3 separate regions of the Homo sapiens genome follow, and all the other regions are linked to region 3. A link is a contact called in ENCODE Hi-C data. All regions are on one chromosome and are shown on one strand. The core of a region is the stretch at or near the end of the contact, and the rest is flanking DNA. Distances in the headings are between cores, read along the strand shown.

What was found. A loop is a pair of places that touch in the nucleus more often than their neighbours do. Pooled maps may share reads with other maps.
Region 1: a loop to region 3 is called in a pooled map, with 12 times the contacts of the local background. The contact joins two enhancer-like sites. A Hi-C loop is called at or near these places in 3 of 37 single-sample maps with no recorded cell type and 3 of 50 pooled maps.
Region 2: a loop to region 3 is called in a map with no recorded cell type, with 5 times the contacts of the local background. The contact joins two enhancer-like sites. A Hi-C loop is called at or near these places in 7 of 37 single-sample maps with no recorded cell type and 4 of 50 pooled maps.

Annotation. Positions count from the first base shown.
Region 1 is chr19:37,926,862-37,931,736 of GRCh38, forward strand. The region is part of intron 1 of SIPA1L3 (signal induced proliferation associated 1 like 3); the gene reads left to right. Among named protein-coding and RNA genes, the nearest start is that of SIPA1L3, 22 kb to the left of the region's middle. Within about 2 kb of position 1,340, at least 5 of the 41 ENCODE cell types and tissues checked have a DNase peak (open chromatin) inside an H3K27ac peak, as active enhancers do.
Region 2 is chr19:37,959,205-37,963,565 of GRCh38, forward strand. All of the region lies in intron 1 of SIPA1L3 (signal induced proliferation associated 1 like 3), which reads left to right. Among named protein-coding and RNA genes, the nearest start is that of SIPA1L3, 54 kb to the left of the region's middle. RefSeq lists a silencer at 3,051-3,300 and an enhancer at 3,774-4,274. Within about 2 kb of position 3,072, at least 5 of the 41 ENCODE cell types and tissues checked have a DNase peak (open chromatin) inside an H3K27ac peak, as active enhancers do.
Region 3 is chr19:38,556,466-38,561,329 of GRCh38, forward strand. RYR1 (ryanodine receptor 1) reads left to right here. Exons shown (of 106, transcript NM_000540.3): 90 at 4,648-4,864. Among named protein-coding and RNA genes, the nearest start is that of MAP4K1-AS1, 37 kb to the right of the region's middle. RefSeq lists an enhancer at 827-1,016. Within about 2 kb of position 3,155, at least 3 of the 41 ENCODE cell types and tissues checked have a DNase peak (open chromatin) inside an H3K27ac peak, as active enhancers do.

The DNA.
Region 1 (4,875 bases), core at 90-2,589, 630 kb before region 3:
GCAAGACACTGTGCCGGGCCCTTCACATGAAGCCACTCCTTTAAGCCTCCCGACAACCCTGGAAGATATTATTCTCCCTTTGCAGATGAGGTAACTAAATTTGAATAACTTGTTCAAGGTCAGGCAGCTAAAAAAAGGTGGTGGCATGATTTTTTTTTTTTTAGATTCAGAGGGTACATGTGAAGGTTTGTTACATGAGTATATTGTGTGATGCTGAGGTTTGGGGTACAGATCCTGTCACTCAAATAGTGAACAGAGTACCCAATAGGTAGATTTTCTTTTCCTTTTTTTTTTTTTTTTGAGATGGAGTCTCGCTCTGTCACCCAGGGTGGAGTGTAGTGGCGCAATTTCAGCTCAGTGCAACCTCCGCCTCCCGGGTTTAAGCAATTCTCCCTACCTCAGCCTCCCGAGTAGCTGGGATTACAGGTGCCTCCACCAACCATGCCCGGCTAAACTTTTTTGTATTTTTTAGTAGAGATTGGATTTTGCCTTGTTGGACAGGCTGGTCTTGAACTCCTGACCTCAGGTGATCCACCCACCTTGGTCTCCCAAAGTGCTGGGATTACAGGCGTGAGCCACTGCGCCTAGCCCCCAGTAGGTAGATTTTCAACCCTTGCCCCATTCCTTCTTGGTTTTTGGAATTCTCAGTGTCTGTTGTTCGTGTGTGTGTGTGTGTGTGTGTGTGTGTGTGTGTGTGTGTACGTACCCAATGTTTAGCTCCCACTTAGAAGTAAGAACATGGGGTGTGTGTGTATATGCAATGTTTAGCTCCCACTTAGAATAAGAACATGGGGTGTGTGTGTGTGTGTGTGTGTGTGTGTGTGTGTGTGTATGCAATGTTTAGCTCTCACTTGTAAGAACATGGGGTGTGTGTGTGTGTGTGTGTACGTGTACGCAATGTTTAGCATCCCACTTAGAAGTAAGAACATTGGATATTTGGTTTTCTGTTTGTGCATTCATTCACTTAGGATAATGGCCTCCAGCTACATCCATGTTGCTGCAATAGACATGATTTCATTCTTGTTTAATGGCTGTGTAGTATTCCATGGTATATATGTACCACATTATCTTTGTCCAGTCCGCTGTTGATGGGCATCCGGGTTGATTCCCTGGCTTTGTGGGTTGATTCACATGCTATCGTGAAGAGTGCTGCGATGAACGTAGGAGTGCAGGTGTCGTTTGGTAGAATGGTTCCTTTTCCTTTGGGTAGATACCCAGAAATGGGATTGCTGGGTCGAACGGTAATTCTATTTTTAGTTCTTTGAGGAATCTTCAAACTGCTTTCCCCAGTGGCTGAGCTAATTTACATTCCCACCAACAGTGTATCAGCATGGTGACGTGATTTGGATTCAGGCAGTCTGACTCCAGAGCTGTATCTTAACTCTAAAGCTCTGTGTGCTACTGCAGTGGTTTTCAAACCCGAGCAAGACCAGGTGTGGTGGCTCACATCTGTAATCCCAGCACTCTGGGAGGCCGAGGCAGGTGGATCATTTGAGGCCAGGAGTTCGAGGCCAGCCTGGGCAACATGGTAAAACCCCATCTCTACTAAAAATGCAAAAATTAGCCGGGTGTGGTGGCACATACCTGTGGTCCCAGCTATTCGAGAGGCTGAGGCAGGAGAATTGCTTGAACCTGGGAGGCTCTGAGAGGTTGCAGTGAGCCAAGATCATGCCACTGCACTCCAGCCTGCGCAACAGAATGAGTGAGACTCCGTCTCAAAAAAAACAAAAAACCCTAGCAAGGATCAGAATCCCCAGAGGGCTAGGTAAAACACAGATTGCTGGGCCCCATCTGATTCTGTAAGTTCCTGATTCTGTAAGTCTAGCTTGAGAATTTGCATTTTGTGGTGACACTGGTGCCCCTGGTCCAGGAAGCACGTTTTGAGAACCATGAGCTACTGTAATAGGAAGCCCAAATGAAATTGGCCTGAAATAACGAGATTTATGATCTCATATAACAAAGAAGCCTGTAGGTAGGCAGCACAGCAGCACAGGAGTTGACTAAGCAGTTCCACAATGCCTGCAGGGACCCCATCCCTCTCCTTCAAGCCACTCTGCCATCCATGGTGTGTCTCCTGTGTCCCTAGGCTCCCTGCATGGCCACAAGATGACTGCCAAGGCTCCAGTTGGCACACACTGACAGTGCCACATCCAGCAGCAGAAAGAGGGCATCTCTCACTTGCTGTGTATCTCTTTAAGAGTGAGGAAACCTTTCATTGATTCCCTGCCTCCCAGATTTCCCTCATATCTCATTGGCCAGCATGGTGATATGTGACCCTGCCCAGAGAAACCAGCCAAGGGCCAATTAGGATTGACCCTCTGGGGCTGGGGCTGGGGCTGGGGCTGGAGCCGGGGCCAGCCTTACCTGAAGTAGGTAGCACAGGGAGGAGAGTGGCTACAGGAATGAAATCAGAGTACCATTTAGGAAAGGACTGGGAAAGGGGGAGGGATATTGGGTAGGCAGACAATTGGTTTTGCTGCAGAAATAAGTGGAACACAGGGAAAGCATAATGCCCATGCATTTTTGTCATCGTGCTTACCAGCTTTGTTTTGTAATTACCTGAATCAGGACTTAGCTTTTTGTTCTCTAATCATGCCCACCTTTGAAACTGTGCACAAAGTCCCAGTACCACAAGAACTCTGAATCTTGTTGGAATACCAAGTATTCTGTCTGGCAATTCAGGGAAACTTGAGTTGGGTGATGAGGCAGCAGTCTGAAGGTTAGAGTGCGAGGTCTTTGAGAGCACTCACTCACTCTGCCCAGAAACACCTGGGTCTCACCCATCTCTCTGCTCCTGACTCCCTCCCCCCTCCTCCTACCCTTCCTTGCAAAGGCTGTTTCCCCCTCTGAGGGCTGTTCTTGGATGAAAGGAGAGGATGCCAGTCAAGTGCTTACCCCCAGGGGCCAGCGCATGGTAAGTACTTAAGAACGTGGCCTCTGCTATTAACATATTAAATGTGACTTTTTATGTATGTATGTCTGTATCTATGTATGTATGTATGTGTTTGTTGTTTTTAGAGACAGTCTTGTTCTGTCACCCAGGCTAGAGTGCAGTGGTGTAATCATGGCTCACTGCAGCCTTGATCTCCTGGGCTCAAGCAATCCTCCCGCCTCAACCTCCCATGTGGCTGGGACCACAGGTGCATGCCACCGTGCCTGGCAAATTTTTTTTTTTTTTTTTTAGTTGGAGTCTCACTCTGTTTCCCAGGCTGGAGTGCAGTGGCGCGATCTCGGCTCACTGCAACCTCTGACTCCCTGGTTCAAGCGATTCTCCTGCCTCAGCCTCCCGAGTAGCTGGGACTACGGGCGCCCGCCACCACACCCGGCTATTTTGTATTTTTAGTAGAGACGGGGTTTCACTGTGTTAGTCTCGATCTCCTGACCTCATGATCCTCCCACCTTGGCCTCCCAAAGTGCTGGGATTACAGGCGTGAGCCACCGTGCCCAGCCCATGCCTGGCTAATTTTTTAATCATTCATAGAGACGAGGTCTCACTTTGTTGCCCAGGCTGGTCTCGAACTCCTGGGGCTCAAGCGATCCTCCCACTTCAGCCTCCCAAAGTGCTGAGATTACAGGTGTGAGCCACCGTGCCCAGCATAAATGTGACTTATAATAAATATTTTATAATCCTGCACCCCCTTACCAAAAAAAATCTATGAAGAGTGACCATCCCTTTTGCAGACTGAAATTTCCTGAGGATACCTGTTGCTACTGCTCGTGGCCACACTGTAAAGCCATTGCCCTTTGAGATTGCAAAGGGCTGAGGAATGCAGTGTGGGCTCTGAGCCAGACTGCTGAGTGCAAGTTCTTGATCCATCTTGGGCTCCCTGTTTTACTTTGGGCAAGCCACTTAGCCTTGCATGTCTTAGTTTCCGTATCTGTAAGGTGGAGCTGGTAATGGTACTGTCCTCCTAGGTTGTTGGGAGGATTCGAATGCATCAAAGCACGTGACATGCTTAGACACCCCTCCCCCCCAACCCCCAACAGCACCCGACCCAAAGCAGCACTCATACAATATGTATCAGCTAATCTTTGAATATTCTGTGCCAGTTCATTCACAGGGGACTATAAGCTCCCTGTGGGCAGGATTTATGTGGTTTTTGTTTACTACTGTGTCCCAGTGCCTGACTCAGAATAGACATTGTTTACATTTGTGTGTGTGGATGAAAAGAAGGATGGTAAGAGCCTTTCTTAATTTCTTTTCCTTCAGCTGCCTGGAATTTAAACTCTGACCTGAGCTGATTACTCGGTATTTTGAAGGAATAAAGTGGACCTGACTGACTCTGAGGGCAGCATGTGATAAGTGCAGCTGATTGTTGAGCATTTTTGTGAGCCACAAGCATAGTGCTCACCATAAAGATCTCACTTGGCCAGGCACAGTGGCTCATGCCTGTAATCCCAGCGCTTTGGGAGGCTGAGGAGGGAGGATCGCTTGAAGCTAGGAGTTTAAGACCAGCCTGGACAACACAGTGAGACCCTTGTCTCTACAAAAATAATAATAAAGCTCTCACTGACTCTTCATCCCATTTCATAGATGAGGAAACTGAGGCCCAGTGGGAGCACCTGCTTCTTCTTACAAGAGGAGATCTAAAGTAGTGGTTAAGGCCGGCCGCGGTGGCTCATGCCTGTAATCCCAGCACTTTGGGAGACCAAGTCAGGTGGACCTCCTGAGGTTGAGAGTTCAAGACCAGCGTGGCTAACATGTTGAAACTCCGTCTTTAATAAAAATAAAAAAAAAAGTAGCTGGGTGTGATGGTGCACGCCTGTAATCCCAGCTACTTGGGAGGCTGAGGCAGGAGAATCCCTTGAATCCAGAAGGCGGAGGTTGCAGTGAGCTGAGATCGCATCACTGCACTCCATCCAGCCTGGGTGACA
Region 2 (4,361 bases), core at 1,822-4,321, 600 kb before region 3:
CACATAATTACTTGTGCATACATGTTCAGAGTAGCGTTATTCGTAACCCCAGAAGTGAAAATGACCCGATGTCCATCAACTGATAATTGGCTAAACAGAATGCGATATAGACCCACAATGGTATATTACTCTGTCATAGAAAGGAATGAAGTACTGATACAGACTACAACATGGATGAACCCTGAAACACACATGAATGAAAGAAACCAGACCCAAAAGAGCACATCTTGCTTCATCCCATTTATATGAAATGTTCAGAGTAAGCAAATCTACAGAGACAGAAAATAGATTAGTGTTTGCTGAGGGCTGGGGATGCTGTGAACAGGAAATGGAAAGTGATTGCTAGGAGTACAGAGTTTATTTTGGAGATGATAAAAATTTTCTAAGCTCAGGTTGTGGTGATGGTGAATTACACACTTTTAAAGGGTAAATTTCATTCATTGACGTTTGATGTGATTGTTGGTGTGTTTGGATTAACATCTGTCATTTTTGCTGTTTTCTGTATGCCTCACATCTTTTTTCCTCCTTTTATTCTCCCTTTATTGCCGTCTTTCTGATAAGCAGATATTTTCTAGTGTTTCATTTTTATTTTGTTGGGTTTTAAAAAACTTTCTTTTTTTTTTTTTTTTAATTGGGTCTCTAGGGATCACAGCATGCGTCTAAATTTATCACAGCCTACTTCAGATTAATATTAAAACTTAGTTCTAGTTAAATATAGAAATTTTGCTCTAATATAGTTTCATTTTCTTTTCCCTCTTTTGTGTTATTATTGTCACATGTTACAAGCCCCACAGTATGGTTTTATAATTATTTTATGAAATCTTACATCTTTTAAATCAGTCGAGAAGAAAAGAAAAAATGTATTTATGCCATCTTTTATATTTGCCCATGTATTTACCTTTTCTCATGTTTTTTCTTTCTTATTGTAAATTGGAGTTATATGGCCTCTTTTCCTTTCAGCCTAAAGGATTTATGTAATATTTCTTACAGATCAAATCTTCTAGCAGTGAATTCTCTCAGTCTTTGTCTGGGAATGCCTTTATTTTGCCTTGATTGATTGATTTTGGTGCAGGGTCTTGCTCTGTAGCACAGGCTGGAGTGCACTGAACTGCAGCCTCAACCTACTGTGTTCAAGCGATCCTCCACCTCAGCCTTCTGAGTAGCTGGGACTATAGGTGCGCGCCACCACACTCAGCTAATTTTTTTTTTTTTTTTTTGAGACAGAGTCTGGCTCTGTTGCCCAGGCTGGAGTGCAGTGGCATGATCTTGGCTCACTGCAAGCTCCGCCTGCTGGGTTCACGCCATTCTCCTGCCTCAGCCTCCCGAGTAGCTGGGACTACAGGTGCCCACCACCACGCCTGGCTAATTTTTTTTTTTTATTTTTAGTAGAGACGGGGTTTCACCTTGTTAGCCAGGATGGTCTCGATCTCCTGACCTTGCAATCCGCCTGCCTTGGCCTCCCAAAGTGCTGGGATTACAGGCGTGAGCCACTGCGCCCAGCCTCACACTCAGCTAATTTTTAAATTTTTTGTAGAGATGAGGTTTTGCCATGTTGCTCAGGCCGGTCTTGAACTCCTGGACCCTAGCAATCCTCCCACCTTGACCTCCCAAAGTACTGGGATTACAGGCATGAGCAACTGCACCCAGCCAATTTTAAAAAAAAATATATTTTTTTTTGTTTTGAGACAGAGTCTTGCTCTGTCACCCAGGCTGGAGTGCAGTGGTGTGACCTTGGCTCACTGCAGCCTCCACCTCCTGGGTTGAAGGGATCCTCCCGCCTCATCCTCCTGAGTAGCTGGGCTTACAGGCACCCGCCACCACACTTGGCTAATTTTTGTATTTTTAGTAGAGATGGGGTTTCACCATCTTGGCCAGGGTGATCTTGAACTCCTGGCCTCAAGTGATCCACCCGCCTTGGCTTTCCAGAGTGCTGGAATTACAGGTGTGAGCCACCGTGCCCAACCCTTTTTTTTTTTTTTAATTTAAAATTTTTCTTTAGTGATGGGGATCTCGCTGTGTTGCCCAGGCTGGTCTCAAACTCCTGGCCTCAAGTTATCTTCGTACCTGGGCTTCTCAAAGTGCTGGGATTACAGGCATGAGTTACTGTGCCCTTCTCCACCTTGATTTTTGAAGGATAGTTTTGCTGGCTATAGAATTCTTATTTGACAGTTTTTTTTTCTTCAGCATTTTGAAAATGCTATCCTGATGTCTTCTGGCCTCCATTGTTTGTGGTGGGAAATGAGCTGTCATTTGTACTGATGCTCCCTGTGTGTAGACTTTTTCTTTTCCTACTTTGAAGCTTTTCTCCTTGTCTTTGTCTTTCAACAATTTGACTATGTTTAAAAACAAAACAACACGAAAACCAATTTGACTACGTTGTGTCCAGTGTGGCTCTCTTTCTATTTATTGTATATGGAGTTTCTTGGCCTTCTTGGATGTGTAAACTAATGTGTTCCATCAGATTTGGGATGTTTTGGGCTATTACTTGTTCAGATTTTTTTTTCTGGCACTTTCTCTCTCCTCTCATAGGACTCCCATTATGTCTGTCTTGATGCCTTTGATGATGTCCCTCATGTCTCTGAAGGCCTGTTTATTCGTATTCAATCTTTCTTACAGATTATTTAAATTCTGTACAGATTATATACTTTTTTTGATCTATCTTTAAGCCCACTGGTTCTTTTCAAATCTGCCGTTGAGCCCCTCTAGTGAATTTTTTATTTCAGTTATCAGAATTTCCATTGCTTTTTTTCTAATTTCTATTTATTATTTCTACTTTCCTTTAATTCTTTAAATGTTATTTTATTTATCTTTGAACATACTTATAATAGCTGTTTGAAATGTAACTTGTAAGCCGTCTAGAAGGCAATTTCTATTAACTGATTCATTTCCTGAGTATGGGTCACATTTTACTGTTTGTGTGTCTCACAATTTTTCTTTCATTCTTTTTTTTTTTTTTTGAGACAGAGTCTAACTCTGTTGCCCAGGCTGGAGTGCAGTGGCACGATTTTGGCTCACTGCAACCTCCGCCTCCGGAGTTCAAGCAATTCTCCTGCCTCAGCCTCCCGAGTAGCTGGGATTGCAGGCCTGCGCCACCACGCCTGGCTGATTTTTGTATTTTTACTAGAGATGGGGTTTCCCCATGTTGGCCAGGCTGGTCTCAAACTCCTGACCTCAGGTGATCTGCCCGCCTCGGCCTCTGAAAGTGCTGGGGTTACAGGTGTGAGCCACCGTGCTTGGCCATGAGCCACTGCAGCCGGCCTTTTTTTTTTTTTTTTTTTTTTTGAGATAGGGTTCCACTCTGTTGCCCAGGCCAGAGTGCAGTGGCAGGATCATGGCTCTTCTCAGCCTTGACTTCCTGGGCTCAAATGATTCTCTTGCCTCAGCCTCCTGAGTTGCTGGGACTATAGGCATGCAACACCATGCCCAGCTTTGTGTGTTTGGCGAGGGTGTGCACACACATGCATACGTGTAGGGATGGGGTCTTCCTATCTTGTCCAGGCTGGTCTCAGACTCCTGGGCTCAAGCGATCCTCCTGCCTTGGCTTTCCAGAGTGTTGGGATTACAAGCGTGAGCCACCTCACCCAGCCTCAGTTTGTTTTGTTGTTGAACACTGAACATTTTAGATCATACACTGTAGCAGCTGTGGATTCTGATTTCTACCTTCCAGGCCATGGTTGCCGTTGCCATTTTTCTCCTTTTGTTTTGTTTACTGAGTATCCTGGGCTAATTCTTTGGAGTTTGTCCCCTTGTGGTATAGACTCTTTTCTCTTTTAAAAAAATTGTTTTAATTTTAAGCATAACTTACTAGGGGTTGCCTTTGGTTCAGCATGGTTTAGTGGTCAGATTAAAGGTTGTGCTGAAACACCTTGAGCCAATAAAGCTTCCATCCTTTGCCAATGGATCTGTGTCTGTGGGTTGGGGAATATTTTCAAAGTTCAGTTTCTTCCTTTTTTTTTTCCAAGCAGTTCCTGAGTCGGCCCCAGCCATTACTTTCTGCCTGGCCATCTGGTGTCTCCCTTGCACACTCTCAAGGCCTCATGTTGGGCCAGGGATGTGTGGACAGCAAGGGCCCCCTCTAGTCTCTCTGGAGCTTGTGTGCAACCTTGTATATATGCACATTGTTCCAGACCAGCAGGGCTGCATGGGACCTTACCAAGGCCTTGTGTGGCTATCTCATTCCCTGGATCTTCCTGCTAAATTTCTGGCTGGTCTACAGGCCTGCTGCTGGCTCCAGCCAGATCGTAACCACAGTCTAGCTGTGATGTTGGTCTTCCCCATTTGTTTGGCACTAGGCCCCAGTCCAGCCACAAAGTTTTCATGGCTTGCTCTGCCTTGGTCAAACTGATGGAGCTGGTGCGTGT
Region 3 (4,864 bases), core at 1,905-4,404:
AGCAAGACTCTGTTAAAAAAAAAAAAAAGTAAAATGAAACACTACACATAATCTAGTACACTCAGGATATTATTTCAACATGGAATCAATCCTGTTTATTTATTTATAGAGATGGGGTCTTGCCATGTTGCCCAGGCTGGTCTCAAACTCCTGTGCTCAAGCAATCCACCCTCCTCAGCCACCCAAGGTGCTGGGATTACAGGCAAGAGCCACTGTGCCTGGCCATAATCAATCTAAAAAATGATTAGCTCGACATTTTTCATTCTTTTTTCACACTAAGTCTATCAGTGGATAGTGCTGTCCTAGTTGTAGAGCTTCCCATAGTCTGGACCTGACCAATGCGTCCTTGTGGTGTCATTTCATGTGTTCCTGTGTCCCCTGGGTTTCCTCCAAAGTGGGACTCAGCCAAAGTTCGAGCAGATTCAGATTTGGGTGTAAGGAGTTTTTTAGCCAGAACCTTCCTATGTGGGGCTACTGTATACCTCCACCAGGAGGCACCTCCTTTCCAGATGCCAGCAGCTGTTTCTGCTCAACACTCAGACATATTCATTCATTAGAGATTGCAAAATGGCGATAGTCTCATTTCTTTTTTTTTTTTTTTTTTTTGTGACAGAGTCTCATTCTGTCACCCAGGCTGGAGTGCAGTGGCATGCTCTCGGCTCACTGCAACCTCCGCCTCCCAGGTTCAAGCGATTCTCCTGCCTCAGCCTCCCAAAGTGCTGGGATTATAGGCATGAGCCACGGCGCCCAGCCTCTTAGTTTTCATGATGCTTCCTTCACTTGACAAATGAGTATGAGTACCTACTGTGTGTCAGGCACTGCCCTGGTCCTGAAGGTACAGCAGTGAACAAAACAGAGAGCCCACTGTGGGGGCTGATAGTCCAGTGGGAAGGGGCAGATGCAAATAACGAAATACACGAAGTAATTGCAGGTTATAATCTGTGGTCTGAAGGGTGTGGGAGTGAGCAGGGTGTGGTAAGCCCTGTAAACCGGCTGGTGGCGGAAGGCCTTCTGCAGGAGGGGACAGCGAAGCTGAGAGTTGAAAGATACCATATGACTCAGCGAGGCTGTGGTGTCCCAGGCAAAGGGGACAGTAAATGGAAAGGCTGAAAAATGGGAACAAGAGGGACAGAGAGCAGCCTGGGCAACATGGCGAAACCAAACCCTGTCCCTACAAAAAATACAAAAATTAGCTAGGCATGGTGGCCTATGCCTGAAGTCCCAGCTACTTGGGAGGCTGAGGCAAGAGAATCACTTGAACCCAGGAGGGGGAGGTTGCTGTGAGCCAAGATCGCGTCATTGCACTCCAGCCTGGGTGACAAGAGCGAAATTCTGTCTCAAAAAAAAGAAATAAAAATACAAAAATTAGCTAGGCATGGTGGTGCATGCCTGTATTCCCAGCTACTCGGGAGGCTGAGGCAGGAGAATCGCTTGAACCCGGGAGGCGGAGGTTGCAGTGAGCCGAGATTGCACCACTGCACTCCAGCATGGGCAACAGAGTGAGACTCTCTCAAAAATAAAATAAAATAATACAATAAAATATAAAATAAAATAAAATACTAGCCAGGCACGATGACTCATGCCTGTAATCTCGATACTTTGGGAGGCTGAGGTGGGAGGATCGCTTGAGCCCAGGAGTTCAAGACCAGCCTAGAAAACATAATGAGACCTTGTCTCTACAAAAAAACTGTTTAAAAAATTAGCTGGGTATGGTGGTGCATGCCTGTGGTCCCAACTTGGAAGGCTAAGACGGGAGGATCACTTGAGCCCAGGAGGTCGAGGCTATGGCAAGCCATGATCACTCCATTACACTCCAGCCTAGGTAGTAGAGACAGACTTTGTCTCAAAAAATTAATAATAAAGTAAAACAACTAAAAGACTATAAGTAGACTGTAACACAAAGAAAGGATAAATGCCAGAGGGAATGGATAACGCATTAACCCTGATGTGAGTACGTATTGCATGCCTATATCAAAATAGTTCATCTACCCCATAAATAAATACAACTACTATGTACCCACAAAAATGAAAAATAAAAAGGCCTGGCTCATGCCTGTAATCCTAACACTTTGGGAGGCCAAGGCGGGCAGATCACTTGAGATCAGGAGTTCAAGACCAGCCTGGCCAACATGGCGAAACCCCATCTCTACTAAAAATACAAAAATTAGCTTGGCGTGGTAGCACATGCCTGTAATCTCAGCTACTCAGAAGACTGAGGCAGGAGAATCGCTTGAACCCTGGAGGCAGAGGTTTCAGTGAGCCAAGATCACGCCACTGCACTCCAGCCTGGGTGACAGAGCAAGACTCTGTCTCAAAAAATAAAAATAATTTTTTAAAAAAATAGTCCAGGTGTGGTGGCTCACACCTGTAATCCTAGCACTTTGGGAGGCCCAGGCAGGCAGATCACCTGAGGTCAGGAGTTCAAGGCCAGCCTGGCCAACATGGCGAAACCCTGTCTCTACTAAAAATACAGAATTAGCCAGTGTGGTGGCACACGCCTGTAGTCCCAGCTACTCAGGAGGCTGAGACAGGAGAATCACTTGAACCCAGGAGGCGGAGGCTGCAGTGAGCCAAGATCGTGCCACTGCACTCTAGCCTGGGCAAGACAGAGCAAGACTCCGTCTCAATAAGTAAGTAAGTAAATAAATAAATAAAGGGATGGGCAATGAATGATGACACAGAGAGATCAGCAAATCACAAGAGCAAAGTCTAGGAGTGAATGGAGGTGATAGTGTCCCAGGCGCCTGTGGAGAGGTGGGCTTCTTTTTTTTTTTTTTTTTTTTTTTGAGACAGGGTCTCGCTCTTATTGCCCAGGCTAGGTGCAATGGCACAATCTTGGCTCACTGCAACATCCGCCTCCCAGGTTCAAGCCATTCTCCTGCTTCAGCCTCTCAAGTAGCTGGGATTACAGGCACGCACCATCATGCCTAACTAATTTTTGTATTTTTAGTAGAGACGGGGTTTCACCATGTTGTCCAGGCTGGTCTCGAACTCCTGACCTCAGGTGATCCACCCGCCTCGGCCTCCCAAAGTCCTGGGATTACAGGCATGAGCCACCACACCTGGCCAGAGGTGGATTTTTGAGACAGACAGTGTCACACTGCTCATGATAGAGGGGTAGGCAAGCAGACGAGGTGAGGGCAGAAGGTGAGGGGTTCCGGTGTGATTATGTCTCCATGCTCTGTGGTTTCTAGAGCCCTTCATGATTTGCAAAGCATGTTACTCATTTAGAAAGCATTTTGCAAAGTTCTGGGGTTTTTACAAAGCACTTTTGAGAGCCAGAAAATTTTGCTTCTGTTCATACCCCAGAGCAACATTTCTCACACTGCATGTTGCTACCCGTCTGGAGGTAATGAAATTAATTTAGCAATGCGTAACTCGTGACCAGCATCTTTAGAAATAAAATAGAACACTGCAGAGTGTGCTACACAGCAAAGGTCAGAATTATGTCATGAAACCTTTTTTTTTTTTTTTGAGTCACATTGTAAAATGTATTCTTATGGTTGAGTGAGTGCGGTCAAGAACATTTTATGCTGCTCTAGAGAACCTCTTGCAAAAATGCATGGGCAATCAGCACAAGAATGTTCAAGAAAAGTGTTGTCTGAAAGAAATCTGTGGGTGAACTTGGTGATTTATGCTTGTAATCCCAACACTTTGGGAGGCGGAGGAGGGCAAATCACCTGAGTTCAGGAGTTTGGGACAAGCCTGGGCAACATGGCAAAACCCCGTCTACAAAAAAATACAAAAATTCACCAGGCACAGTGGCATGCACCTGTAGTCCTAGCTACTCAGGAGGCTGAAGCACGAGACTCATTTGACCCTGGGAGGTGGAGGCTGCAATGAGCTGAGATCGTGCCACTGCACCACTCCAGCCTGGGTGAAAGAGTGAGACCCTGTCTCAGAAAAAAAAAACAAAAACAAAATACAAATCTGGAAGCAACCTACATTTCCATTAGCAGGATAACAGATAAAGAGTGTTATGGCTGGGCGCGGTGGCACACACCTGTCACCCCTGCACTTTGGGAGGCCGAGGCGGGTGGATCACCTGAGGACAGGAGTTCGAGACCAGCCTGGCCAACATGATGAAACCCTATCTCACTAAAAATACAAAAAATTAGCCAGGTGTGGTGGCGGGCACCTGTAATCCCAGCTGCTCAGGAGGCTGAGGCAGGAGAATCACTTGACCCTGGGAGGTGGAGGTTGCAGTGAGCTGAGATCATGCCACTGCACTCCAGCCTGGGCGACAAGAGCGAAACTCCGTCTCAAAAAAAAAAAAAAAAAAAAAGAGAAAGAAAAAGAAAAAAAAGCAAGTTTCAGCTGAGGTGGGAGGATCCCTTGAGCCCAGGAGTTTGAGACCAGCCTTGGCAACATAGGGAGACCTTATCTCTACAAAAAAAAATTAAAATTAAAATTAGCCAGGTGTAGCGGTGTGTGCCTGTAGTCCCAGCTGCTCTGGATGCTGGGTACTTGAGCCCGGGGGTGGGGATGGGGACGAGAGGGGATGTCTTGAGGCTGGGTTGAGCTGTGATTGCGCCACTGCACTCCAGCCTGGGCGACACAGCGAGACCTTGTCTTAAAAAAAAAAAAAAAAAGAGAGAGAATTGAGGCTCTCCAGGTCACCCCACTGACCTCCCTGCCCGCCCCCAGGCCATGGACAGCCAGAAGCAGTTCAGCGGTCCAGAAATCCAGTTCCTGCTTTCGTGCTCCGAAGCGGATGAGAACGAAATGATCAACTGCGAAGAGTTCGCCAACCGCTTCCAGGAGCCAGCACGCGACATCGGCTTCAACGTGGCGGTGCTGCTGACCAACCTGTCGGAGCATGTGCCGCATGACCCTCGCCTGCACAACTTCCTGGAGCTGGCCG